Regions from separate parts of the Homo sapiens genome. Here all the other regions are linked to region 3. Evidence: chromatin contacts called from ENCODE Hi-C data. All regions are on one chromosome and are shown on one strand. Each heading gives the region's core, a stretch centred on a gene start or an enhancer-like site at or near the end of the contact. The rest is flanking DNA. Distances are from core to core; before and after follow the strand shown.

What was found. Hi-C counts contacts between places; a loop is a spot of excess contacts on that map. Pooled maps may share reads with other maps.
Region 1: a map of ovary shows a loop between it and region 3 (10-fold over the local background). The contact joins the promoter of ZNF496 here to the promoter of EFCAB2-AS1 in region 3. A Hi-C loop is called at or near these places in 1 of 168 maps with a recorded cell type or tissue (ovary), 1 of 37 single-sample maps with no recorded cell type and 14 of 50 pooled maps.
Region 2: a map of naive thymus-derived CD4-positive, alpha-beta T cell shows a loop between it and region 3 (33-fold over the local background). The contact joins the enhancer-like site here to the promoter of EFCAB2-AS1 in region 3. A Hi-C loop is called at or near these places in 1 of 168 maps with a recorded cell type or tissue (naive thymus-derived CD4-positive, alpha-beta T cell), 1 of 37 single-sample maps with no recorded cell type and 10 of 50 pooled maps.

The regions. Positions count from the first base shown.
Region 1 is chr1:247,330,505-247,335,230 of GRCh38, forward strand. ZNF496 (zinc finger protein 496) reads right to left here and starts at 1,363. Exons shown (of 10, transcript NM_032752.3): 1 at 1,286-1,363; 2 at 928-1,143. ZNF496-DT (ZNF496 divergent transcript) reads left to right here and starts at 1,550. Exons shown (of 3, transcript NR_168399.1): 1 at 1,550-2,742. RefSeq lists silencers at 401-640, 1,211-1,320, 1,451-1,930, 3,043-3,337 and an enhancer at 1,243-1,537.
Region 2 is chr1:247,208,220-247,212,457 of GRCh38, forward strand. No RefSeq gene overlaps it. Among named protein-coding and RNA genes, the nearest start is that of MIR3916, 8.3 kb to the left of the region's middle. RefSeq lists silencers at 2,230-2,439, 2,580-2,839 and an enhancer at 2,246-2,745. Within about 2 kb of position 2,217, at least 35 of the 41 ENCODE cell types and tissues checked have a DNase peak (open chromatin) inside an H3K27ac peak, as active enhancers do.
Region 3 is chr1:244,969,350-244,973,823 of GRCh38, forward strand. EFCAB2-AS1 (EFCAB2 antisense RNA 1) reads right to left here and starts at 1,520. Exons shown (of 2, transcript NR_111907.1): 1 at 1,463-1,520; 2 at 1-630. It overlaps DRC8 (dynein regulatory complex subunit 8), which reads left to right and starts at 333. Exons shown (of 8, transcript NM_032328.4): 1 at 333-694; 2 at 980-1,094. The coding sequence starts at 1,070. LOC124900416 reads right to left here and starts at 1,221. Exons shown (of 4, transcript XM_054328428.1): 1 at 977-1,221; 2 at 906-975; 3 at 1-903. The coding sequence starts at 1,188. The coding sequence ends at 637. RefSeq lists silencers at 396-535, 806-985, 996-1,355, 1,366-1,455 and an enhancer at 1,626-1,995.

The sequences.
Region 1 (4,726 bases), core at 113-2,612, 2.4 Mb after region 3:
CACCCCCAAGGTGGGACTCAGGGGTCCCTACACCTCCCCGCTGGTGTGCAGACAACTAGCCGACACTTTTGCCACAACTAGGGTGGCAAGAGACCAGCAACCAGTATACCTGGTGTTTATGATTCCCACTTTAGAACGCTGGGCCCGTGAAAGGGCACATGGGGACACTCACAGTCCCCTTCTCTGCCATCAGGCCTCTGTGATCCTTAGGACCGGCAGTGCCTGCCACTCCCCCATCTGCACGAGGTTGTCCAGCGTGGCCGCGTCTTAACCTCCAACAGCTCACAAGGTGGGAAGGGGGACTCGGGCCTCACTCCCATTTCACAGAAAGACAAGTGATGCCAGAAAAGCTACGGAACAACTGAGTGGTTCCAGAAACACCCACTGCTCTGAATCTCTTTGCTTTCCAAAGTAACAACATACACAGAAACCCATATGGGGGCCGTGGCGGCGTCGGGCTGGACGCATTACAGCGCTCCCCACCACCGGATCGCTTCCAGGGCGGCTCCGGCATCTGGAGCCCGGGGTGGGCCCCGCCCGCCCTGCTCGGCGGCCCCCTGCGGCGCCCATCACACACCTGCAGCGCCCAGGACTACTCAGGCCCGCCCCCCCGAGCACCGGCGCCCACCCGGGCTGCCACTCGGATCGTCTCCAACCAGACGGCCGCGTCCGTCTTTGTCACGGCGGCACCTGGCGCGTCGGAGGCTCGGAGGAGATGCCTGATGAATGAACTAACGTGAGTGAGGCGGAGGAGGGCCCCGCAGGGGCGGAGCGAGCTCCCAGCCTTTCGCGGAGGAGGGACCGAGCTGGATCGGCAGAAAGGGAAGGAGAAGGTCGCTGTGGGCCAGGGAAGGGGGAGCCCGCCCTCCGCGCCCTCGGTCTCCCTCACACGCGCGTCTCCCGTCTCGCCGGCTCCGGGCTCCTCACCTCACAGCCTGGAGCTCCCTCCCGGCGTCCGGCCGAAAACCCTCCTGTGGCGGCGGAAGTCCAGGGCAGCCGTCCTCATCCTCCCAGCCCGCCCGGCCGGGCGTACTCGCTGAGGCGGGGTCTCCGCAGGCGCCCGGCTCCTTTCCCGGCCCGTCCAGACCGCGTCTCCCGATCATCCGGAAAGCCACGGCTCGGCTCGGGGGCAAATGGAGGCGCCTGAAAAACAATGGTGTTGCTTTCTCCCCCGCCCGCACCTTCCTGAGCGCTGGGCTCTGGGCTGGGAGGCGGCGCCGCGGAGGCCGGGCGCGGGCCGAGGAGGGCGGGGCGGGGCCGGCCGCGGGAGCCGGGGTGCACTCACCGCCGCGGCGCGTCCCTGTTGGCGGGCGGCGCAGGCCTGGCCGCCGCGGGAGCCCGCCGGACGCCGAGGAAAGGAAAGGCCGGAGCCCTCCGGCTCCCTCCCCTGGGACACTTCCTGCTCCGCTCTAGGACTGGGGAGGTCTCCGCATCTCAGTGGTTCGCTCCCCCGCCCCCCGGCCGAGGTGTGCGCTGGGGGTGACATCCGACACCCCCGGCCCGCCCCGCTCCGCGCGCGCCTGGGCCTGGCCGCCGGGCCGGGGGCTTTGTGGGTCAGCCACGTCGCCGCGCCCGGGCTTCCCCGCGGGCCCGCCGGTCCGGAAGGTCGGCCCGGGGCTCTTTTCTCCGCTGTTCTCCTTCTCTGGCGCCCCCAGGACACGCGGCCAGTGGACGCCCGGAACGGCCGACCGGGAGTCGCGGCTGGGGATGGAAGCTGGAATTGGGGGTGCGGGATGGAGCGGAGAGAGGAGGCCCCGCGCGCCGTCGGCCGCCTCATTTCAGACTCCCCTGCGACCCCCCCCCCGCCGCCAGCCGAAGCCCGGGCCGCCCAGCCCCTCCTGCCGCTGCGGGACGCCGAAGGTAGCGCTCACATCCGCGCCTTCCGGGCCTGGCGCCCACGTGCGGAGTCCCCGGGTTAGGAAAGGCCGCGCATCCGGAGGCCACGCAGAGCCTCGGGGCTTGCGCAGAGGGGCTGCGGTGAGTCCTGACCCTGAGTGGGGGTCACGGGGCTCGTTGCTCGCTGAAGTGAACACGGTTGCAGCTGTGCACAGTGGCGGAGGGAGAGGATGAGGGACTCTGACCCAAGGTTATGTGGCAGTGAGGGGCAAGCAGAAATGGGGGCCTCCGGACCCCACCCCGAGACAGGGCTGCTGGCCGCTGCACTATGCTGAATATAGCCCAAATTCTTACATGGGTCGTCCCCGGGGAATGCTCATTTTTCAGGCTCCAGAGCTTGAGAGAAAGTGCGAACCCGGTCCCTGAGCAGGTCTGATTCCCATGGCCCCTTCGCCATCTGCTCTGCACCGAAATTGGATTCTCCTACGCAGAGGAGAAGGTGGAGAAGATTCTCCGTCTTCCGGAGGGTAGCTACTGCCGGTAGCTCCGATTTCCTTCGGATCCCCTTTCAAGGGCAAGCAGAAGGAAATCAGTTTCTCCAAAGAAAGTGGCCCGGCTGAGTAAGTGGGAACAAGGTGGTTGGACTGAGGCACGGGATCCTTTAGCTCCGTTGCTCTTCTAATCCCGTGGCCCTGGGCACCGCCACTTCCTCCTCTGAACTGCTGGAATAATCACTTCTGACTAGCAGAGTTACTGGGAGCCGCTGTTTGTCAGTGTTCACATTCTGACTTTAGCAGGAGATGGAGCGAGCGAAGGAGTGAAGCCCTTGTTTGTGAACAGTGATTGTTTCCCGGATGACAGCCAGATGCCGGGCAGGGCCACGCAGATCTTAGCTGGAGCCTACAGGTACAAGTGAGAGCCACCCCCTTTGACGTAACTGGACTGGCATTTACAGAACTCATGTACAGCCCACTCTCAGGAACACCAGCCAGGAACCGTGACATGGAGGAGAGGAATTGGGAGGAACCGAGGGGTCATCAAAGGCTGGTAGGGCTTAGGTGCTCTAGCAAACATCCTAGTCTGTGGGGTTCCAGAGCTCTGGTGCTACAGCTCCCAACCCTTTGATTGGCCCAGGAACTGGCTGTTGAGTGGGCATCCGTGTTCATAGCTCTGCCCCTTGCAACCCTAAAGCAGATAAAATGCAGGAGGCAGAAATTGCTGGCAGACAGCATCCAATTAATCCCCACTACCCAATTCAGTTTCTTCCCCTGACCTGACACGTCCCTGCCCAGCTGTGCCTCCCACTGTTCACCTTTTGAGGCACAAAACGGGCTGTTTATGCTGCTGCTGCATTTAGCTCAAAACAGGGCTTCAGAGTCAAGGTTCTGGACTCAGGCACCCGGATTAAATCCTGCCCTATGAATTCCTAGCCAGGTGACCTCAGGCCTACATAACCTTTCTGTACCTCAACTTCCTCATCCAGAAAACAGGGATGATGCTGTCTACCTCATTGGATGGTTGTGCAGGATCAAAGATTCAGTCATTCAGCAAACCTATACCGAGTACCTACTGTACACTCATGAGTGCTAGGCAGCCAGCCTTCCAGGTGCTCAGGTACATCTGTGAACACAACTGGCTATTGGAGGAAGCAAAATCAGTAACATGACCTGCTCTCTTTGATCTGTGCTACAGAAAAAAAGGAAAGTGGAGAGGCATCAGGAAGTCAGGAGTGCTGGGGAGGGGCTGGTAACAGTCATGGTATTAAAGAGGAGGGCAGGCAGGCCTTACTGTGAAGGTGGTATTTGAGATGAAGTAGTTGGTCAGAGTCCCTGTTTGACACATGGAGACCACCTTGACAGCAAAGGCCCTAAGGGGGAGCGGTGCGAAGCAAGGTGGGCTGGTGAGTGAGAGGAGAGGGATGGCATAGAGCTGGGTGGGGGCACAGGAGCCCGTGGGGAAGGTGTTCGCCTCTGAATGAAGTGGGGTTGTATCAGATACCACGGGTGAAGCATCGGGAAGAGGATCCTGCCTGTAAACCCTGCTCAAGGACTGCACCATCATCATGCCCAGTGTGTGCGTGTATTAGGTTTGTATGAATATAATGTTGCCAATTGTATCTGTTTTTATGAAATGTTTGCTATGTGCCAATGATTATTCGATCCATGGGGAGACCATAGAAGAATGATCCAAGGAGTTGGGAGGGGAATCAAATAATAAATCAGCGATTCTGCAATATAACGCCATTGGTGATCGGTGTCATGAAAGAAATACAACATGGTGGGGAAGAGTGTGCTGGGGATGTTCAGGTAGGGCCTCTGTCAGGAGGTGACATTTGAGTGGAGAGCAGGTGGGGGGCTCCTGAGCAGAGGTGTGTGGGAAGAGTATTCCAGCAGAGGAAACAGCGTGTGCTTGCTCAGCTGGGCAGAGGAATAGTGAGAGAATGGTGAGGCTGGAACCAGGTCACCAGATGTTATAGTCATTAGAGGGTTTCAAGTAGGAGTGTGGCCTAACGGAATCTTGATTTTATCAAGATCACTGTGCAGAACAGATGAAGCAGAGTCTCTGTTAGGAATCGTTGTAGAGATCCCGGCAGGAGATGCTCGGTTCCTGGAGTTGACTGGTGGAGGCACAGCTGGTGAACAGTAGGCCCAATCCAGGCTCTGTGTTGAAGGCATGCTGCCTGTGTTAGAGGAGTGAGGAACGGCTGTGACTGGGGCTGAAACTGGGTGACTGAACAGGCCTTCTAGAGATGGCAGATGCAAGGAAGCAGGTTTCCAGGAAGGGGTTGGGTTTGGGGTTGAATTGGTGGATTTGGGACTTGCTGGTTTTCAGATGCCCAGGAGACAAGTGGGGATGACCCTCTGGGATAGAAAGCTGTGGCTGGAGGTGG
Region 2 (4,238 bases), core at 967-3,466, 2.2 Mb after region 3:
ACACCTGCAGGGGAGGCTCCCCAGTAAGAACTAACCGGGTCTTCAATGACCTTGTTTTGCAGGCTCAAGATTGGCCTTGGCTTAGAGTCACTGGGCTCCGACTTCTATTTCCCAGTCAGGGTTATTCACTTAGTTGTAAATGAGAAAATGCTCAGTGTTTGAAGAATCCAGCAAAATCACTCAAACACAGTGTTTATTTAAGAGAATAAAATTATAAGGCACTTACATTGTATACCTCAATAGAAAAAGCAAAACTCTCTATCAGTTTCAGACAATAAACATGTCACATTATTTCCGTAATTCAAATCATTCAGTAAACAATCACATATGAACATATCTAGGAGATGCCAAGTCCCATCTTGTAAAATTCAGTATTAAACTCAGACATCTAGATAATAGAGATATCAACTCCACAAGTCCTCTACCCTGCAAAAAAGAGGAACTAATATTTTGATGAAGCAATGTAATTCACCAATTAATCTACTACTTTTTTTGTGGAAATGTATTCATTTCCTATAGCCATACTGGAAGAGGATTTTCCCTATTACTTTCCCTGGTAGCATTCCCACAGCTACGCCCTGGGATTCTGTTTAAAATCACCCCTAAAAAGGAACAGGCCTGACAAACTTACTATACTCTAGGGAAGAAAAAGGTAAATCAGAATTTTTAACAAGTGAATATTTGACTATATATGTAATGTCTTTTCTGAAATCCACCTCTTAAACATTTTCTTACCTTTGAAACTCTACTGTTAAAATGCAATTGACAGTTAATAAAAAACTAAGGTTGAATTAAGTGAAAAAAATGTTTCAAGGTGTAAAACCCAGGAAGTGGCAATGCTGATTGGAACACAGACAAATCTGACTCAAGTGCCAAGTCAGGCCGTCCTATCACTTGGGACCTTCCTCTGTTTCCATACTGCTCACTGACCACCTTCCCGCCTTGCCCAGGAGCCACCACACTGTGCCCCACTGGGTGCCCCAAGTGGCTTGACTTTGCAGATTCTCGCGCCCCCTCACTGCAGTGGGTCTTCCTTGTCCTTTGGAACAGTTTTTCCCCCTTCACAAGTCTGAGAGAATCCAGATGTCAGAAATCATTTCTGTTTTTTCTTCTCAATATCAGCATCCAACTGGCTGACCAGCAATGTGTCCCCAAGGAACAGACGCTGGAGTTGGGTGAAGACAATCTGCATGTCCTAAGGGGTTAGCTTTGTAAATGAAGGGTAGGACCAGCTTCCTCTCAGCCCCAGGGCATCCATCTGCTCCCTTAAGAGGCTCCACCTCCATCACTGAGGCTGTCCTCTGGGAGGAAAGGAACAACGTGCTAATGTTCACTAAACATGCCTTGAGATGGGTCACCCCCAGACAATTATGAAACCCAGGCACAGAAAAAGACTGGAGGGTGGCTGAGGACACATGACCTTGTAAAATTTCCAAAGCAGAACCTCAAACCAAAGACATTCCGATAAGGTGTCTGTGCCTGGGGAAGATAAAAGAAGAGACACAAAGATTTTTTTTAAAGCAGTGTGTCAGGTGATTCTTCTCTGCTCACATAAAATGTTTACAAACAGAAAACAGATGTCTAAAAAAAGTGCCATCCAATGCTCTGTGAAAAAATGATGAAAACACTGTGTGTGAAATGTACAATAAAGGACACACAGGCTGGGGGGACAGGATGGTGGATGTGAGACCGTGCTTGCCACACATTTGGAAACGCAGTGGAAAACCAGTCCCCCTCTGGAGTGTTTAAAATAATTAACTAGCAATCAATTAGACTGAAGTAGCACTAGGACCATCGGTTCCTAAGGAAAAAAATCTAACTGAAATACATGTCTTGTAAATTACTACCTTAGGAAGAAACGATTTTCAGCCTGAACCAACCACAAACCTCCAATTAACCTCTCATTAAATAACCAGGAAATTTCCACCTGGACAGTCCACATAAGGCGACTCCACAACTGTAACTGTAACCAAGTTCTGAATTTGGTTCGCTTCCTTATGCCCCTTACAAAAGCCTTTGCTCCAAGCACCCACAAACCATGACTGGGCGCTCTGCATTGATGAACAGCTCTTTGCTCAAATAATCTCTTTAACGTTTAAACCTTGATTCCCTTTTCATTTTTACCAGGAGAAAGGAGGGCCTGGGACCCCACAGCCCACAGCTCCTCCCACGCAGTGGCTCCTCCTGGGTCGGGGCTCTCCCCCAGGCCCCTGCCGTCGCCACCGCACAGCTGCCAGCGAGGGGACGCGCCGGGCGGAAGTCGAGCGCAGAAGCGGACCGGACGCCGGGTGAGGCTGGCGGCCCAGCCCACATCCTGAGGCCAGGGGAAGCTGAGGGCCGGGCGGGTCCAGCGGGGTCTCGGGTCTGCAGACTCCGGAGGCAGCTGTGGGGAGGCCTGGGGCCGCCACAGCCAGTTCCAGCCCGTTTCCATCAGCCCCCTGCCCACCTCGGGACCCCGCCCACATACTCACCATTTCCCAGCTTCCCGGGTGTCCAGGCTGCTTAGCTATGGATCTCCTGATACCTGCAGGTCAGAGGGCAAGAGGCTGTGGCGGCCACCTGAGCTTCCCCGAGCAAAGCACGCCGAGCACAGAAGACGACCCAGCTGAGGCTGGCAGGAGAGACGAAGGCCCCGCCAGATCCCGGAAGCCGCGCCCTTCTGTCCGGCTGCACGCCCGATTGGACGGTTCCTACGTCAGCGCCCCTGATTGGATAGGGCTCCAGGCCCCGCCCCCTCAGTCCCTGAGTGACGGAGGATGTGATCGGACGCTGGGCTGAGGGCGACAAAGTGACAGGTTCTTGGCTGCAGCCTTTTCATGCAGGGCTTCCTGCTTGCGCTGGGCCTGGCCCAGCCCAGGGGGCATTTTCATTTAACCTTTTGTATAAGGTTATATCCATTTATAAATAATATATATATGTTATTCACAAATGAAAACAATATAATGGCAATGATTTTAACATTTCAGATTTTATGACCTTTCTGGCCTCTGGTAGTTTGATCAGGCAGCCTGAAATTTCAAAAAGGGAGGCAATCCTTTAAGAAATAAAATGTAAGCCACGTGTGAATTTTAAATTTCCTAGTAGCCACCTTTTAAACATTAAAAGTAACAGGTGAAACTGATTGTAATAATTTATTTAACCCAATATATTCAAAATATTATCATTTCAATGTATGATCAATATCTCAATATTCATCAATATATTAATGAACTATATAATTTTCGGTAGTCAATCTGTGAAACTCACTCTGTATTTCACCTTCCCAGCACGTCTCTGTTCAGCCACATTCCAGGCCCTCAGTACTCACACATGGCCAGTGGCTGTCACACTGCCGTGCAGCTCTGAGGGAGGTGAACGGTCTGAACCCTCATTTCCTTCCAGCAGTGAAAGATCGGTCCTCCTTATCAACGTCTCTCCCCAGGCCAAAGGCTGAAGGGACAGGGCCCTAGAGAGAGCAAGGGCTGCAAAAAGAGAGTGTCCACAGGTAGACCATTGCTGCCCCGCCTGCTGTCCATCTTCCTCCCAAAAATCAGACAGTCAAAAAAAGAACAATGGAGCCCCCAGGAGGACCTAATCCCCAGTCTTCAGGTCTTCCACAGCTTTGACTTCCAAAGTTTAGATATACAGAAAATAGATTAAACAAACTTCTGATATTGGTATTTGGCCTTGGCGCTAATAAACAGGCTATTGGTTGTCTTTTTCCTCCTATGGTGTGGGAGACTGGGTGAGTTTATGCACCAATCACGTGTACACATCTACATGTATCTCTACATAACTCACCACCGTCTAACAAGAGATCCAAATTTAAATAAAGGGAAAAGAAAATCAATACCTATAGGGTGCCTACTGTTTGCAGGTAACTAGTAATCAGTCTCTCATTGAATTCTGACATCCTGTCTGTAATGGGTGTGTGTGTTAGTTAGTTAGTGATGCATAACAAACCACCGAAACTTACTAGCTCATGATTCGGCTGGTCAGCAATTTAAGCTAAACTCAGCTGGGCAATTCTTTTGGTCTCAGCTGGGATCCTTCAGACATGTGTGGGCAGATGCTGATTGCAGCTGTTTCTAGGGGTGAGTTGCCTGTCAACTGGGGCACCTTCGTTCTTCTCCGTGTGGTATCTCGTTCCCCAGCAAGTTAATGTGTGCTTATTATCATAGAGATAACAGGATTCTGAAAGAAAAACAAAAGCACTCAAGTTTTGAACCTAGGTCCCAGACTAGCACACTGTTATATGT
Region 3 (4,474 bases), core at 270-2,769:
CGTTTCAACCACATCATTAGGTATTTTATTCAAAGCTCTTTATAAAAAGAGCTTTACTATGTTCCAGTATAGTAAACTTATCCAGAAAATAAGACAAAAATTTAACTTCATGCTATAGCTGCAAAGTTTTCGGAAAGCGGGATTTAAAACTTCCATTGTAACTTTAACTAGCGGTCATGTCAAATTTCACAACTAAGAACATTTTAACGCATGTAATACTGAGCACAACATGGGCACGTTTTTGTTGCTATGAGAACCTTCTATTTTGTATTAGACATTGCAGCCTTGACGACGCAATGTTTGTGCTATTTTGCGCATGTTTTCCTGCAGCTATTCCTCTCCTCTAGCAATAGTCGAATGGCTCTGGTTTCCTCTTGCGCCCGGCCCAGTTTTTCCGTTTTAGCTTCGGTTGTCATAGGCTGTGCTGTCGCTTTCTCTGGGAAAGGACGGTGAAGACTGGACGGGAGAAACCGGGAGGGCAGGCGCGGCCGTTCTGCAGCAGCCGGGCCGCTTCCCGGCGGGAGGCGGGCTGCGAATGGGAAGCGGGAGGAGGAGGCCGGGCCGCGGGCTGGTTCTATCACCCCCTTGGGAGCCCAGCTCTTCACCTAGCTCTCCGGCGCTTTTCAAAATCTGCAGTTAACAACAAAAATCGAGCAACGCCACGTCGCACAAACAGGACAGGAGGGGGCGAGGGGTGTGTGCGCGCGCGTGCTGTCCCCAAATGGATGAGAAATAAGGGAAAGGAGGGGTTGGGGACCGTGTGATGAAGCAACATGCTAGGCCCGGGACAAGTCCGGCTCCGGCCTCGGGTCTGGAGGGACAAGGCCGGGGGCCGGGTGGCAGACGGGGCCTCTGGTCTTCCCCCAGCGCGAGGGTCGTGGCGCGAAACGGGGACAGGGCGCGCGCTCGGAGCCTCCTCCCCGCCCCGCCCCGCCCAAGGGTCTTCCTCCCCCGGGATTCAGAGCGGCCCCTCCTCCAGGCCAGGCTCGCCGCGGGGCGCTGAGCAGGCCGGGACACCGCGGCCGAGGTTATCGTTAGGCATCTCCCAGGCGACCGGCTCCGCAGCAAGATGGCGGACGAGAAGGACAGGGAAGGTAAGGTAGGGGAGCCGGGGAGCCGCTGCCCTCGCCGCCCGCCGCGACCCCGGGCTGCACGGGGAAGCGCCGGGTGGGGTGGGCCCTCGTCCATCTGGAGTTCCCACCCGCAGGGAAAGGGCGGCCTGAGGAGGGGGCCACCCGGCAGCAGCAGTCGCCCTGCCCCCGTCCCCGTAGCCCGCCCGGCCCGCCGCTCCGCCCCGCCCCGCCCCGCCTCTCTCCCCCGCCCCGCCCCGCCTCTCTCCCCTCTTCCCTCCCTCTTCTCTCTCCCCTCCTCCCGCCTTCTTCTTTCTCCTCCCGCCCTCTTCACCCTCTTCCCCTCCTCCCGCCCCGTCCTCCTTCCCCCTCCCTCGGAGGCCGGGCCTTGCATCCTGCGCGGGCTGCGCCGGAGGCGCCGGCAGGGGGTGCTGATAATGGCGTCGTTGTTCACGGTCGCGGGGAAGCCGCCGCCGCCTCCACACTCTCGCCTGGGGTCTCGGTGCCGCAGGCGCCACGCCCGTAGCTGTCCAGGCTGTGGGCCCCGGGGGGTGGCCTGGGTGAGGAGGAGTTCTGGCCGCCTGAATCTGACGGGATCCTCTGTTTGCGCCGAAACCCCGCGCTGGCGCAGCCTGATGGCGTTCGCGGCCACCATTTTGCCTCCTTAATGAGGACGCAGGAGGACGGTCTGGAGGTCACAGCCGCTGCCTCCGAGCTTCCCGGTCCTCCGAAATGCCTGCCCCGCCGCCGGCTAGCGCCGCGCAATTGGCCTAGTGTCTTGTCTTAAAAAAAAAAAAAGACACACACCCAAACAGCAATTTTAATAACGACGAAAAACCAAAACCTGGTTGAGATCTTGGAACCGCTGTGCGCCGGCCGGGCCTCTCCCAGGGGACCACCCAGCCCCGCGCGGTGGCCGCCTGCAGAGGCGGGACTGCGCTTCGAGGCTTAAGGTCGCCAGTTCGGAGGCATCGATGTGTTGTCTGTGCGGAGAAGCCAAAAAGTGATTACGTTTATTTGCAAGACCGTTCATGTTGTTTTCAGTTCATGGTATGATTAAAACCCGATCCTTTGTTACCATGCCCTTAGGTACTAAAAAATAATTGTGTTTGATAGTTGGCAGTCACCCAAAAATATCCAAAAAGCCATGAAACAGTAAAGGTAAACAAGTAGGAAGTGAAAATAATATTCGTCCTTTGTTTTCTTTCTGGAGTGCTCAAAACACCCTCTCAAACCATTTTTCTCAGCATAGAACCAAGTGTGGTCAGGTTAACAGCTAATATTTACAAGGGAAGAAACGAACCCTGAGATATTTAGTCACTTGTTCCGGTGATCACAGAAAATCGGCGAAGAAACACATGAAACTGCCAACGATCTCTCTATTGATAACAAGGATACCGTGATTTTTATGTAATATTAATCTGAGAAGCCAGGATTATTTTGTAGGTATTAGCTTTACGAAGATGCCCTTACATACAAAGAAAAGGATAATTTTAAAACTTTCCCAGAAAAATGGATGGCTTATTTTTGTTCTTTACCAAAAAAAAAAAAAAAAAAGCCATTAGGAGATAAACTAGCAAGGTAATTATGGATATTTATTTTCTTAAAAAAGACTTGGTTAGGTCAGCATGAGAAAAAACGCACTGGAGTATGGTACAAATACAGTATTTCTCGTTTTTTAAAAACTGAGAGCTTTCCTGATTTTTCAGCTTTTGAACAATTTTTTTCCATTTAAAGTAAATTCAGAGAAACAATTTTGTCGATAACTCATAGAAGTAATGACTGTTAAAAGCTGGATGCCATTCATTCAGAATACATATATTCAATGCCATTATGTAGATAAGGCATTCTACTTAGAACTTTGAAAGATACGAAAATGAAAGACATTGTCTTTGCTTCCAAGGAAGGTGAGATGAGTAAGGGAGATGAGAAATTTACAAATGGGAGGAAATAGTTAACTGGGCTGAGTAGTCTGGGTGCCAACCACTGTGCTAGGTGTGTATCCTTGTAGTCCGTGGACAGCAGCCTGGACATCACTGGCTGCCACCGACCTAATAATGAATCAGTCTTCATTTTAACATGTTTGTAGGTGATTTGTATGTACATTAACTTTCGAGAAGGCCGGGCGCGGTGGCTCACGCCTGCAATCCCAGCACTTTGGGAGGCTGAGGCGGGCGGATCACGAGGTCAAGAGATCGAGACCATCCTGGCCAACATGGTGAACCCCGTCTCTACTAAAAATACAAAAATTAGCTGGGCGTGGTGGCACGCCCTGTAGTCCCAGCTACTCAGGAGGCTGAGACAGGAGAATTGCTTGAACCGGGGAGGCGGAGGCTGCAGTGAGCCAAGATCACACCACTGCACTCCAGCCTGGCGACAGAGTAAGACTCCGTCTCAAAAAAAAAAAAAAACAAAAACAAAAAACAAAGTTCGAGAAGCACTCATGTGCTGTATCTCATTTATTGTTAACAGTTTTATGGATTAACTAATTGCAGTTTGTGAAGGGTATTATGAAATAAAGGCATTTTGTTAGAGGATAAACTAAGTAGAGACTCATTTTGGTGGTAAGATCTTTTTATGGAAATAGTCTATTACTATATTTGATTGTCAGCTACTGTATTTTGAATTTTCAGAAATTACGTCTAACCAATTAATCAGAATTGATTAAGTTTTGAGGATTCACTCAACTAAACTCATAAAAGACTGATGTGCAAACCTGAATGATTTATTAATTTAAATAAGGGTATATACATTGACTTGAAGGCTGATTTTGCCAATATACTAATATAATAATTTTGGCAATATACTAATATAATAATATACTGTTTTATGGGTACTAAGCTTCGGGTAGTGTGAATTTGTATTTCAGAAGTCATTTGATGACCGTGGAATCACACAAAAGAAAGGATAATTTTGAAGGATGTGTTCAGTACCCTCTAAGTTCCAAAAGATCTGGGACCATTTCTGATCTGTTAATACTGAGTGTTGTGCAGAGTGCTTGGAACGTGGTAGGTAATCAATAAATATTTGTTGAATTCAGAACATTTGAATTAATCAAAGACAGCTTATGAGATTTTAACCAAAGCATTCCTAGCTATTTTCCCCAAACTTATTCTATACCTAAAAGTACACAAAACTCGTTTTAGGTCTCTTTTCCCCTCTGCTTTACCGGTAAGATACATTCTTCTATTCCATCTGGCTCAACAAAACGTTTTATTTCACAGTGCCACGGTATTCACTAGCATGTCTTTAAAAAACAACTACAAAAAACCTCATTGTAGAAATACACATATGTTTTAAATAGTTCATCCTTAATATTGAGATTTCTAAAAGTTCTAAAGGGGGAATAAGTTTCAGGGTACCTATCCTATCCACTCTTCTTCAATATTTAGAGATTAACTTTG